2 separate regions of the Homo sapiens genome follow, and region 2 is linked to region 1. A link is a contact called in ENCODE Hi-C or POLR2A ChIA-PET data. All regions are on one chromosome and are shown on one strand. The core of a region is the stretch at or near the end of the contact, and the rest is flanking DNA. Distances in the headings are between cores, read along the strand shown.

Evidence for each region. Hi-C counts contacts between places; a loop is a spot of excess contacts on that map. ChIA-PET counts read pairs that join two places held with the same protein, here RNA polymerase II (POLR2A). Pooled maps may share reads with other maps.
Region 2: a loop to region 1 is called in a map of IMR-90, with 2.4 times the contacts of the local background. The contact joins two enhancer-like sites. A Hi-C loop is called at or near these places in 3 of 168 maps with a recorded cell type or tissue (Caco-2, IMR-90 and thyroid gland) and 12 of 50 pooled maps. POLR2A ChIA-PET finds 5 or more read pairs at or near these places in 2 of 52 experiments (AG04450 and MCF 10A).

Annotation. Positions count from the first base shown.
Region 1 is chr6:116,443,244-116,449,908 of GRCh38, reverse strand. DSE (dermatan sulfate epimerase) reads right to left here. Exons shown (of 6, transcript NM_013352.4): 6 at 5,048-6,665. Among named protein-coding and RNA genes, the nearest start is that of CALHM6, 15 kb to the left of the region's middle. Within about 2 kb of position 2,333, at least 4 of the 41 ENCODE cell types and tissues checked have a DNase peak (open chromatin) inside an H3K27ac peak, as active enhancers do.
Region 2 is chr6:116,554,336-116,561,261 of GRCh38, reverse strand. It overlaps CALHM4 (calcium homeostasis modulator family member 4), which reads right to left. Exons shown (of 2, transcript NM_001366078.2): 1 at 6,911-6,926; 2 at 135-3,437. The coding sequence ends at 3,051. Among named protein-coding and RNA genes, the nearest start is that of CALHM4, 4.0 kb to the right of the region's middle. Within about 2 kb of position 3,278, at least 5 of the 41 ENCODE cell types and tissues checked have a DNase peak (open chromatin) inside an H3K27ac peak, as active enhancers do.

The DNA of each region.
Region 1 (6,665 bases), core at 1,084-3,583:
ACTGGTGATGCCACTCCATTTCTTGTGCAGCTTAAGTCTGCTTCAGGTCCACCCCTCAGTGTGGACCTCTCCTCTCCAACCTCACTGAATGTGGTCCACATTCTCATTACATCACCTCACTGCAGTTTATGCCACTCAGTCCTGTCAGAGTTAACTTCCTGAAAAATGAATATGTCATTTGTTGTTGGTGGGGATGAAAAATGGTGCAGCCACTTTGGAAGGCAGTTTGGCAGTTTCTTACAATACTAAAATACTCTTACGATATGATCCAGCAATCATGCTCTTTGGTATCTATCCAATTGATACCAATTGATATTTCAATTGAGTTGAAAACTTATGCCCACACGAAAACTTGCAAATGGATGTTTATAGCAGCTTTACTTGTAATTGCCAAAAGTTAGAAGCAACCAAGATGTCCATCAGTAGGTGAATGGATAAATGGTAAATAAACTATCGCACATCCAGACAATGGAGTATTGTTCAATGCTAAAGAGAAATGAGCTATCAAGCCATGAAGAGACATGAAAGAAACAAATGCATATTACTAAGTGAAAGAAGCCAATCTGAAAAGGCTACATACTGTATAATTACAACTATTCTGGAAAAGGCAAAACTCTAAAGACAGTAAAATAATCAGTGTTTGCCTGAAGTTGTGGGGCAAGAGGAATCAACAAGCAGAACCTAGAGGATTTTCAGGGCAGTGAAACTAATCTGGATACTATAATGGTGGACAAATGTCATTACACATCTGTCCAAACATGTAGAATGTACATAAGAGTGAACCCTAATATAAACTGTGGACTTTGGGTGATTATCATGTGTCAATGTAGGTTTATCAGTTGCAACAAACATATCACTCTGGTGGGATGTGTTGATAATGGGGGAGGATATGAATGTGTGGGAGCAGGAGGTATGTGGGAAATCGCTATACCCTTCTCTGAATTTTGCTATGAACCTAAAACTGCACATAGGAAAATAAAATCTTTTAAAAAGTGAATTTGAGTATACCCTAGAGACTGTTATGCACCATGTGAATGGGATACAGAGTACAAAAGCTCATATTGTTCATAATTGCTATTTTTAAAAAGCTGGTATAAAAGAACTGGTAATAAACATAAAAACTGATCAAATAAACATAAGAATGATTTTAAAAACCAAAGAAAAATATACAACAGACAAGATAAACTGTGAAATAGTCAAACAAGAAAATACTATATAGCAAAGTAAATAAATAAATATCAACAAGGATGAATCTTTAAAACAAAACATTGAGCAATAAAACTTAAACACAAAGAATATGTTCAGTATTATTCCATTTATAAAAAGTTCAGAACTAGTCTAAATAGACTGTCTTTTCTGAGTATGTATACATAAGTGAAAAAACTAAGGAACAACAAAGAAGTGATTAAGAATCAGGACAGTGGTTATCATTTTTGGGGCTTCCATGACATATGACTGGGGAGGAGATGAAGGGTTTTCACAATGTTATATGTTACAGAGGTGTTTACAATTATGCTTTATACACTATATCTGTTTTAATGTTTTAGTATTTTTTCCTCATTAAGGATTATATTTCTTAATTTTTATGGCAAGAGAAAGACAGCAATCCAATTACATTATTTTCCAACTGAAAACCTCCAATACTTCCAGTTTTCCAGAGGACAACTTCCATATCCCTACATTGGCACAGAAGCTTGTCCCAGACTTGCTCCACACATCTCCACCCCACTTCATCCCATGCACCCCGGTTTCCAGCACCACTGACCCCCTTACTTTTCCTGTGCATACACATCACAGTCTTCCTCAATACCATGCCTTCTCACTTGTTTTTCTTTCTTCCTTAAATGACATTTCTGTTTTTCACCTGGCAAACTACTCTCTTCCTTTAATACTCAGTCTGATGTAACTTCTTCATTCAAGTCATCTTCAAAACCCCCAGAGTTAGCATTTCTATTTTTTTTGCTCTCACACCATTTAAAAAGAAATAACTGTGCAATAGTTCTTGACATGCCTATTGCAACATTCCTTTCCAGGGATCTGTCTCTCCTACTATGGTGGGAGCTCCCAGGGATCCAGGGCCTCTTCTCATTCATCATTGCTTCCCTCAGTAGAGTCAGCTGCTCTCTGACCACAACTCTCTTTCCACACACGAAGTAGACCTCACTACATTGTATATTATCTTTATCTACTTACAGAGCTGTCTCAAGCTATGTTGTGCAATTTTATGAGAATTAAAAATGAGATAGTATGAAAAACCCAGCACAGTGTTTAGAATATTTTAGTTTCAGTTACATTTTTTAAAAGGTTTTTTTAAAAAGTAGTGACTCAGAAATGTGCTAGAGGGTGCTGATTCACTGTTTTGTTATAGACGATGGTACTCAGGTTGTTAACATTTGACTTGCTCATCTAACCAGGAGCCAAAGAAATAATCAGATTTTTAGTAAGCAAAATATCAGCCATTTTTATTTAATAAATAAATTAATACATTTCAAGTGTTTGTGTCTATAGTTGACTTGAAATTATTTTGGGGAAGAATAAGACAACAACCAGATTGATGGCTGACGGCATGATGTTGCTTGTTTTAGTCCCTGTTTGTATATATCCCCCAATCCCCCAACCTAAGGTTTGTCCGACAAGCAGTGAAAACTCAAAGCAGGCAGTGTTGATTTTGGCAGTGCCCCAACTTTCCTTAAAGTAAAGAAATGCCAAACAAAGTGTTTCCTCAACTGTCAAATGGGAAGGCTGAACTAGATCATCTTTGGGGTCCCTTTCAATTCTAACATGCTATAATACATACTTCTAGTTCGTTAAAAAAAAGAAACAGGCATGACCTCTTTAAAAACCACACACATACATACATTCGACCAAGAACTGACAAAATTCAATGAAAAGTAAACCAAAAAAAATTTTAAATCTGCCTTAACAGAAAAAAAAAAAAAGAAGAAAAACCAAACTGGAGTTCCATTTATTCCTTCCATGTAAAGCTGGGTTTAAAAAAGCAATATGAGTGACAAATGATTGACTGCTTGAAAGATGTATTGATTGTGAGATATTTTCTAGTTTCTTCTGTATCTCCACATCTTCTGTTAATAATTATTCTAGCTAAATCTTCTCTTCTTTAGGAGAGGATGATAAAGTAGGTTTATGTTATATAAAGCATTGGTCAGCTGATTGAAAGCGTTTTACAATGACTCCATTCACTTCAACCACCTGAAAAACCACAAACATTTATGACAGTCTTAAAAGTCCAGGAAACAATACTAAATTAAGAGATGGAGACTGCAGATAAATATATTAGTAAATAATTTGCTTTTATGTTTATGAAGCTCAATCAAAGTGACTCACAGTTTGGGTGCAAGATGAGAGTAGACACAAAAAGCAGAAGTCTGGTTTTGCAACTGATTATTTTATGATGTCTGTAGGCTGTGCTGCAGGATCCTAAACTATGACAAATAGTTATAGTAATTTCTAAAATGTGAGGATGTTCAGTAGTCTTTTTTTTTTTTTTTTTTTTTGAGATAGGACCTGACTCTGTGCCCAGGCTGGAGTGCAGAGGCCTGATCTTGGCTCACTGCAACCTCTGCCTCCTGGGACTCAAGCAATCTTCCCACCTCAGCCTCCACAGCAGCTGGCACTACAGGCGTGCACCACCACACCCAGCTAATTTTTGTATTTTTAGAAGAGACAGGGTTTCACCATGTTGCCCAGGCTGGTCTTGAATTCCTGGGCTTAAGCTATCCGCCACCTCAGCCCCACAAAGTATGGGATTACAGGTGTGAGGTACATCACCTGGCCCAGTAGTCTATCTTTAACAAAGATAATCTACTTTGACAATTTTTTTGCTTGTTCACTTAAGTTTCATGAGATTAAAGGCAAACAATTATGGTGAAAGTTTAATAGTTTTGATGTAACTATGCTTATAACTCAGTATTTTTAATGATTATAATGTAGCATTTTGAGCACTCTAAATAATTAAAATTCAAGTTTAGACATTGTTTTATTTTGAGTTTTATGCTCTAATCCATAATTACTGTTGGCTGTATGTCTCTGGTCACAGTTCTTAGCCTCTCTGAACCTAGCTTCCTAATTTATAAGATGGGGCTGTAGCTATTATTTTCCTTACAGTATGCAGATGCGTACAAATTTCTTCAAACTTTGCTAGGCTTCAGTAAGACTGCTATTATCATTGCTATCTAGTAAGCTTTAGCATAATAATGGCGTAAACTTGGACTAGGCAATGTTTTTATGAATTTTAGCACATTTTATAAAATAAGCCTGCATGTGGGCTCATTGCATACCATTTAAGAAACAAAACTTCTTTTACAGAATTATATTCTTTCATTCCCTACTTCTTCCTCTGACATCCAAATAATTTTTTTAATTAAAAATGACCTATCTTCAGTAGTGAATTCACGAAGGTCCTCTCATCATCCATAAGACTCTTAAAACATGCACTAGGCAACAGGTGCCATGGTTGACTCTCCACGTGTGCAGGTGTCGCAGAAAAGCCAGCTGAATAACCAACCCTCCCAACCACACTGCTTGCCCACACCCTTGACACCCACACCACATTGTCCTATGTTCTCTAGGAAGTCTGCTTTGCTGGCATGGCTATGCTTTCTCGATTGCACAGTGTCATGAACTCACAAGGCATTCTTATGGGCAATGGCTGAAGTTTAGCAACAGTCTGCTGATTACTGGTGGTTTACAACATCTCACACAAATGGTGTGTTATTTTAAGTTGTGCTTTGGAATCTGGGCTCTCGATCCCACTTGGGACCACCCTGTGTTTAGCAATCATATAAGCAGCTGCTTGCTTACCTTGTTAACATCTGTCTTTCACATGTACCCTGTCCTGGAGATTGAATTTTAGGCCTCCACATAGCTCAGAGGTGACAGTGTTGAAACAGCTCTAGGATCTAGCTGGAGCATCTCTCAGGGCCACAGTTCACAGCTAACTGAGAGGTTAGTGATGTTAGCTCATTATAAGAACTATGTTCTATCTTATCTCATTCAGGCTGCTATAACAAAAACACCATAGACTAGGTGGCTTACAAACAACAGAAATTTATTTACCACAGTTCTGGGGACAGGGAAATCCAAGATCAAAGCACAACAGATGTGGTATCTGGTGAGGACTCACTTCCTGGTTTACAGATGGCCATCTTTTCACTGTAGCCTCACATGTTGGAAGGGACAAGGGACCTCTCTGGGGTATCTTTTATAAGGATACTACTCCCATTCACGAGGGCTCCACCTTCATAACCTAATCACTTTCCAAAGGCCCCACATCCTAATACTATCACATTAAGGATTAGGTTTCAACATATTAATTTTGAGAGGAGGCAAACATTCAGTCTGCAGCAAGCTCAATGTTAAGGTCTTCTGGGACCACAGTCTTCTGTACTCCATTCAGTCATTAATCCACCAATTTATTTATTCATTCAGGCAGTCAGTCAATTCATCAAGCATTTTTTGAATACCAAATTTTTCTGAATGCATTTTTTGAATGCCAGGCACTGTGTAAGAACCATGTATATACAACGAGCAAGAGACACAATCCCTGCCCTAAAGGATTGTAGTCCAGTGACTTTGTGTCTTCTAAGAGTGAGCCACCTAAGGGCAGTGTTCAGTAATAGCAATCAGTTTTCAGTTGTTATTGCAATTGATATTTCAACTGTGATAAAAAATTCTGTGAATTAATCTTTCAAAAGAATCACGTCTCCCTTTCATCAGTCCTTTTTGTATCAAAAAATACGGAGGTTTGAATATATAGAGTGCTCTAAGAATTCTCTTCAGAACTCTACTAAATGACCTGGATCCATTCTTTTGTCAGTAAAACAAATACCTTCAAGAGAGGAGTAAAGGAGTTTAGAAATCAAGATTATCAAGGAGACAATAAACAGAAATTCCTTTTATTTTACTGGAGGTCTCTGATCCTGGACAAAAATGGTAAACAGCAGAGACTGAAAAGTACAAAGTAAGGAAAACTGACAAGATGTTTGCTTTACACAGAAAGGTACTTCTAGTGTCCTGTTATTACCATTTCTTTGGAAGAAAAAGGAAGTGCCTAGACCATTGAAAACGTTTTTTTGTTCAGAAAAGAATTCCTAAATAAATACTAAACACACTTCTCATTATTTAATTTGGAATGTGCTGGGCTGACTGAATGTTTTTAGAAGCTCTTTTCTTAAGAAATTCTACTGAAATCATAGGGACATTCTTTGATAAAGACTTCCCCATAACAAATTTCTAGAGATATGCAGAAGGAGCAGCACTTTTACTTTTCTGATTTAGAAAGTACTCCAACTGCCTGCATTAATCACAATGCTTATATAATTGAAACTATTTCTTTTTTAAATTAAATGGAGTGAGGAAAAGAGACCCTCCTGCCCTGGAGCCTGGTCTACTTTTCCAGTCTAATTTTCTATCACCCGCCACTACATACACACCCTGTACTCCAGTTATACCATTCTATGTGAAGTCCCTGAACAAGGCAAGCTGAAAACACAAATGGCAGAAATATTTGAACAATTTCCTGGGCTTATTAAGGGATAGCCAGGGTGACGGCAGCAGAGCCATGGCAGGCAACCATGCTCTTCTTATATTAAATAAGACTCAGACATATATACCATTAGGGATCCTTGACTCATTATCTTTCTGAT
Region 2 (6,926 bases), core at 2,029-4,528, 110 kb before region 1:
CCTTATGTTTTCAAGATAGCAAATATCTACCTAGTCTTGCATTCAGAAGGCCTTTGGTTGGCCATGATACTTCAAACTTTTATAGGATTAATGTGATGTCCCTTTGTGATACAAACCAAATGCAAGAAAACAACTAGCAAAATCTCACTGTTGTTTATTACAATCATGCATTAGAATTTCTACAAAAAATGAATGGAAGACTGAGAACAGAGAAAAGAGACACAGAGAAGGACAGAGTATAAATGCGGTTCTACAATTCAGCTTTGGAAAACATAAAGAAAGCTGAGTAAAACACATTTACACATTGGTTTGTATTTGTCTCCTGGGAAGGTGGCAACTTAGGTCATGATGGGACCGTGGAGGAGCTAATGAAATTAAGAAAGGAGCAGGTTTATATATGTCAAGCTCCAGGGTTTGATGTGGTAGCCAAAAGCATTTGGTAGCAAAATATAAAGTAGTATTAGCACATAATTGACTTTAATTATATGTTTTATAATTACATAAATCCATTAAGCATAAAGGGGAGGGAGTACCATGTTCTTAATGAAAAAGTTTCATTTAACTAGCTGTGGAGCAAAAAAATGCTATAGACCATAGCCCCCCCCCCCCCCAAAATACTAAAAATTCCATTTATTTGATCTGAGATAGATAATGTACTGTAAGATGAAATCCCAGGGGTGTGTACTACCTTTTAAATGTTCACATAGATGCTATAAATCATTCTGAAGCCATGTAGAAGAGCCAACGAATACTTAGAATCCTTTGCCAGAAAGTTATAGGGGAAGATCATGATTAACTGGCTCAAAATATAAAATTTTTACATCATACACTAAAAGAGTTTGATGTAGAAGGGCTTCAGAAGCTAGTGGAAATAGTTTCCTGGTATTAGGGTATAAACAACTATTAATCTTCTTTCTGATGATGTAATGCTATAACTTCAAATATTCTTTGATTTTGTTGTTAACCGAAAATCTTATTGAAGAGTCTTTACTGTGGTATAGTTCCTGACAACTAATAAACTAATTCTGAGCATGGTTGAAAGTGTTCATTTAACTAGTATGTTCCAATACAGAAGAATATAAAAAATTATCAGTTATATAGGAACAGAATTTTAGAACTGGAGCAGACCTTAGGGAACAAAATGGATGTGACATTCCATATTTACACAGTTCATTTGTATCAGTGTGGAACTAGAACCCTAGTTGCCTTCCACAACATACTTCTATTTGTATTTTTAACATCCTTCATGTAATGTCATATCAGTACTGAGTGTAGAGTTAGTAGACAAACTGGAATGGCTTTCCTTGATGACTTGAAAAAGATCAGTACATTAACATTCTTTTAAAAGTGGAATGCCAGTAAATGTTTTCAGAGAAAGCTCAGATTCAGAGTTGGGGACATTTTCCTTCCAAGAGAAGCAACGTGGGTCTACTACCATTTCAGAAAGATGTATGCATATTGACCTGTATATATATATAAACATAAACATAAAAATCGTACTTGATGTAAAAGAGACCTTAAGCAGTTATTTAGTTCAGTTATTTTCTTCCAAGAGGTAAAATATTATCATCCCTTTTATTGTATAGATGAAAAAAATCCAGGGTCCAGAGAGATGGACTGATTTGTCCAAGGTCAAATGACAGATGAGTAATGGTGAGGGCAGGACAGTTCTCCTGTCCCAGCAAAGAGCTACAATATGCAGTCTCTTATTGAAGGACAAAACAAAACCTGAAAACATTTTGATTTCTTAAAAATTCATTTTCTGCTTCTTCCTATTAAGTTCAAGGACCCAGAACTTTATAGAAAATAAAACCTTCCATAATTGTGTAAAAGTAGATTACCAAGTAATTGATTGCATTTTAGATAGTATAGTCAAGTTCCTTGGTCTCCTTGAAAGTGAATCTTGAAAATTGGATTGACTATTGGCAGTTGGTCCACTGTCCAGTAAGCATTGTTTTGACTGAAGAAATAAATAGACAGAATGCCCTCAGACAACTTATTTTTGCTAATGAGCAAGTTGCTTCAGTGAACGTAGCAAAAATCAGGCACGAGTCACTATATATCACAGAAATAATCTAGATAAATTAGAAAATTGTCCAGATACTGTAGGCTGCATTTAGTAAAGCCAGGCAGAGCAACACCAAGCAGGAATTATCCTCTTTTGTAGTTACAGATAATGGATATACAAGTACAGACTGCAGTTTTGGTTTCACAAATGGATTTTGAGTGCAAAGGTGCAATTTGGTAATGAAAAGGTACAAATGGTATCTCTGGAGTAGAGCACAGTGGAGAAGCTTTCTAGAAGAAACTTTATATGTAGTGGCCATAAAAATGCTCCTAGTATGGAGGTGCTACAAATAACATGATACTAATAATGATAAATAATATATCATTGTCCCCAGGTTATAGTACAGTAACTCAAGAGCTTCCTGCATGGGCTTCTCCCTCACATGTTACTGGATTAGAAAGAGGTTTCTGTCCTGCTTCCCAAAAGGTCAGATATTTAGGTCTGAAGAAAGAGGGGGAGGCTGTGAAAAGTTCTGGACATTATATAAAGGTAGAAACTGATAAAACCAGAAAATAGAGGCAGGGAAAATGGTGAATAGAAGACATGGAATGCAAAAGAGAAAGAGAGAAAGTAACATTCATTAGCATCTATTTTTATGAAAGACACTGTGCTAAACACTTTGTATTATCATGTTTAATTCTCATAATAGCTCTAGGAGGTAGCTACAATGTGCAGATGACAAAATGGCACTCAGAAATATTAATTTTCACACAGCTACTAAGTAACAGAACTAAGATGCAAATTTCCATGTGACTTCACATTCCACTCTAGGCATTACCAGACCATTGGCAAAATTTCAAAATGAGAGATTGGCACAATTATCTAATAGATTGATTTTAGAAATAATATTTGAGATGGACTTACGTAAACAAATATCAGAGAGAAAGAAAAAGATGAAGAGATTACATTGAAATGGCCTGATCATAAAAGCCATAAAAGCCAAGTATCTGCTAAGCAACCTGACTCATGAAAGGTGCTGTAATCAAGGTTTTAATTCAATACCTCTTGATCTGTCTTCCTCATTATCCTCATCCACCCTATTTCCAAGGAAGCTATAGTGACCTTGCAAGTCATCACCCATGCATAAAAGAGTGGGTACTGAAATATCTTTCCAGTCCTGACAAGAAGGAATGCGGATGTGTTTGACGTCTTCACTCCCGGGAATGAAGCCAAATAGCTTCTTTATGCGATGCATCATGAGGAGCCGAGAGTGCTGCTCTGCTGCTTGTTCAAAGAGTTCTCTCTCATTCTGGAGGTGGCTGGTCCAGTAGCAATGTTGCAGAGAGGTGAGGGGAGAGCAGCACTTTGCCACACAGCAGGAGACTAAGGCAGCAATGGTTGCCAAGGTGATCAAAATCCAACCCAGCATCTTCACATCATTATTAAAAAGAAAAACAGGAAGTATCAATGCATCAAATATTCAAGCAACAGCCATGGGAGGGGGGATTCCTACAAACCTAAGAACTAAAATATGGACATAAAATTTGCTTTTCCCATCTTTAGTATATCAACAACGTGCTAATGATATGATTTGGAAATAGGTCTGATGGAGGGCATAGGCCCAGCCATTTCAACTTCGTTTTTGAGTTACAAAGAAATTTGACCAGTTAACTTGGAATGGATTCTAAGTACTGTCCTTGAAGTGACAGATGCTATAACCCACCAATTAACCTTACATATGATACATACCTTTCTTTGCTTTTAGTTCAACCTTACTTCTCAACTATCAGTTATAGGCCTATGCATTCTTTGGGTGTTTAATAAGTATTTGATAATGATGGTGATGAAAATGATATGATACATAATAATAGTAACCTTCTAAGGCATTTTCAATGATGTACCAACAGGTGTTCACTGATATTTTTTCCTGAATTGCACTTTCCTCTTATCTTTTGCAGCTAAAAAGCAAGTCAGTGAAGAGACTCATGTTTCTAAATGTATTATAAATAGCATAGTTGGCTGGGTGTGGTGGCTCATACTTGTAATCTCAGTACTTTGGGAGGTCAGGCAGGCGGATCACTTGAGGCCAGGAGTTTGAGAATAGCCTGGCCAACATGGTGAAACCCTATTTCTACTAAAAATACAAAAATTAGTCGGGCATGGTGGCACATGCCTGTAATTCTAGCTACTCGGGAGGCTGAGGCACGAGAACTTCTTGAACCCAGAAGGCAGAAGTTGCGCTGAACCCAGATCATGCCATAATAATGCTCAGGTGACAGAGAGAGACTCCATCTCAAAAAAAAAAAAAAAAAAAGATTAAAAATAAATGAATAGCATAGTCACTGTGCCATGTAGTAACATATTGTTTTCCTTTTCATTTCCCTTGTCCTCAAATAATCATTTGCTGACCAGTCTCATTATGTGTCTTTGAAACATACTTTAAAAGGAAAATGAACTAGTTTTTGAGACTATTTAGTGTCGGCTTTTAAAGATTGAATCAAATGGCTGTTTTCTATTCTTAGAATCCTTTTTTTCTTTTCATTTTACTGTTTTCAATATTTTGCACTTCTTATGTAAAGTGAGAGAGGTAAGTTCCACATATTTAGGGACGCTAGCAGTATGCAGCCACAGCTTGGGTAGTGAAGGCCTCTTCTGCATCTTGTGATTTACCAACAGGCCTGAAGTTTCCAGTGTGTGCACAGTGGGATAGTTGTACTCTACGGAGGCTAAAACCTACAAAGTGGTATTTATTACCATTTAACTAAACAGAGGCCAGCATGGCGGAGGAAAAGCCATCTCAGATGCCCATTAACCTATAAACAATCATTTACTGAGCTCCAGGTTGACCTTCCCCCATGTGTAATACATGTGCTTGGTTATGGGGAACTCAGATGTGAATAATTAAAGATGCATTCATTTTCTCTATAATTTTTAAGCCTAAAAAAGGAGACAAATGAGCAATCCAAGAAATATGGTACAATGGGATAGTTTTTGATATGAGTAATCAGAGCACCCGAGGAAGCACAATGGAATGAACTCACTTAAGGGAAAGGATTATCAGGGAATACTTCCCAGAGGAGATAATGCAAAAGCCTAAATTATTAAAAAGAAGTTCATCAAATGCAAGAAGGTAAAGAGAGTTCTAAGAAGGTAAAGGAAAATAGCATGAATAGTTGGCAGAACCTCAACACATTTGGACTCACATGCTCATAGGAGTCATGTAAAAGTGGTCAAGGGCCAGATGTTGAAGCCTTGCATGTTATGCCAAGAAAGTGGGTTTGTTCTTAGGCTAGTAGAAAATCACTGAAGGGCTTTATATGCAGTAGGGAAGGGATCTCATCATTCAATTTGCACTTAGAAAGATATTTTTGGCATATATCTAGAAGGCAGATTGACATGGAGTGAAGTTAATGTGAGGAAGATATTTTAGAATAGGGCATGGGCAAAGAAAAGATTTGAATTCAAGGTGATTTTGTGGTCAATTCACAAAAATCTAACTGAAAAATAATGTATATTCTTGAAATGTGACTGAGACAGTCACAGAAGATGGCCTAGTGAAATGGAAATAGCATGATCTTGGGATATCTTGATCCAGTTTATTAGCCCTGAATTATACAAGTTACATAAACTTTTTGAGCTTTGATTTACTTATCTGTAAAATGGGGTAGTAATATCAGTCTCTCAATATTATCAGGACTAAATTAAGATATGAAATATTTATACAGTATGTGATAAGTACATCAATAAATGTAAGCTTTGTTGTCACAAAACCAAACAATCTACTGGCAATGGTACTCAGAACTGTAAAACTGTCTTTTCACAGAAATCTGTGTATGCGTTTAATAACACATTTTGTTTTGACTTTAAGAAAATCTTACCAATGTGTGTTACATTTTAGCTTTTCTTAAGCAAGAAAATTATTTTAAGTTATAATTTTTCTATTGATTTTTTGAATTTTCACATATTTTTACATAGCTCCTCTGAGCATTAGGGCTAGTATTAAAAAAGTTAAGACAGAGCATATCTAATGGTATTTCTAACTTTTTAAAAACTGGGCCATATTGCAATAACTTGATATTCTGTGTCTTGATAGTAGCTTTTCCCAACGAAATAACTTTAGCATTTCTGAAATGTAATAACTCTAAGGTTACCAGTCAAAAAATATGCACGCCTTTGCAATAAGTAGTTTTAAAAAGCCATGTTTTTACTATATGATGATGATTTCAAAATGTGTTTTTTCCTCAGATCCCTTGGAGAAATTGATGACAGCAGTGTCACTCTTTCTACTGACAAAATGCACAATAGCACTTTTAAAATTCAACCTATAAATGTAGTAGGGTTCAGGCTTTCTTCCCACCCCACCTCACTTTCTGACATAAACCTATCCATAGACACCAAATTTAGAATCATAACTGGAGTTATTTTTCATCATAATTAAGCTTCTTATAATTTTAGATGAGATAGTAATATATAAGAATGCATATTTAAGAATATATATATACAGAAAATGGGATTTACTAATATAGCAATAATAATATTCATAACATCTAAAATCTATTGTTCTTAATATAGATTCTAGAAATCATATTAAACACTCCAGATATATTGGTAATGTATTCCCCACAGCAGCCCCATGTGGTAGGTGCCATGAATATCCCCATTTTACTCAAGGTTTTGCAGGTTAATAAGTGGCAAAGCAAGACTAAAACTCAGTTCTGCTGACTCCAAAGCCCAACATCCTAACTATATATATTTGCTCAGTAGAACTCACTTTGATGAACAGCATCTAGTATTGTGTTCTATAATCAGAGAATATAAGAAGCAGTAGGAATCTGAAATGTTTCCATTGACTGTAGTTCTATAGGATAACATAGCAGAGGGAAAAAAATTCTAAAAACTTACCTGTGACTGGTATCTG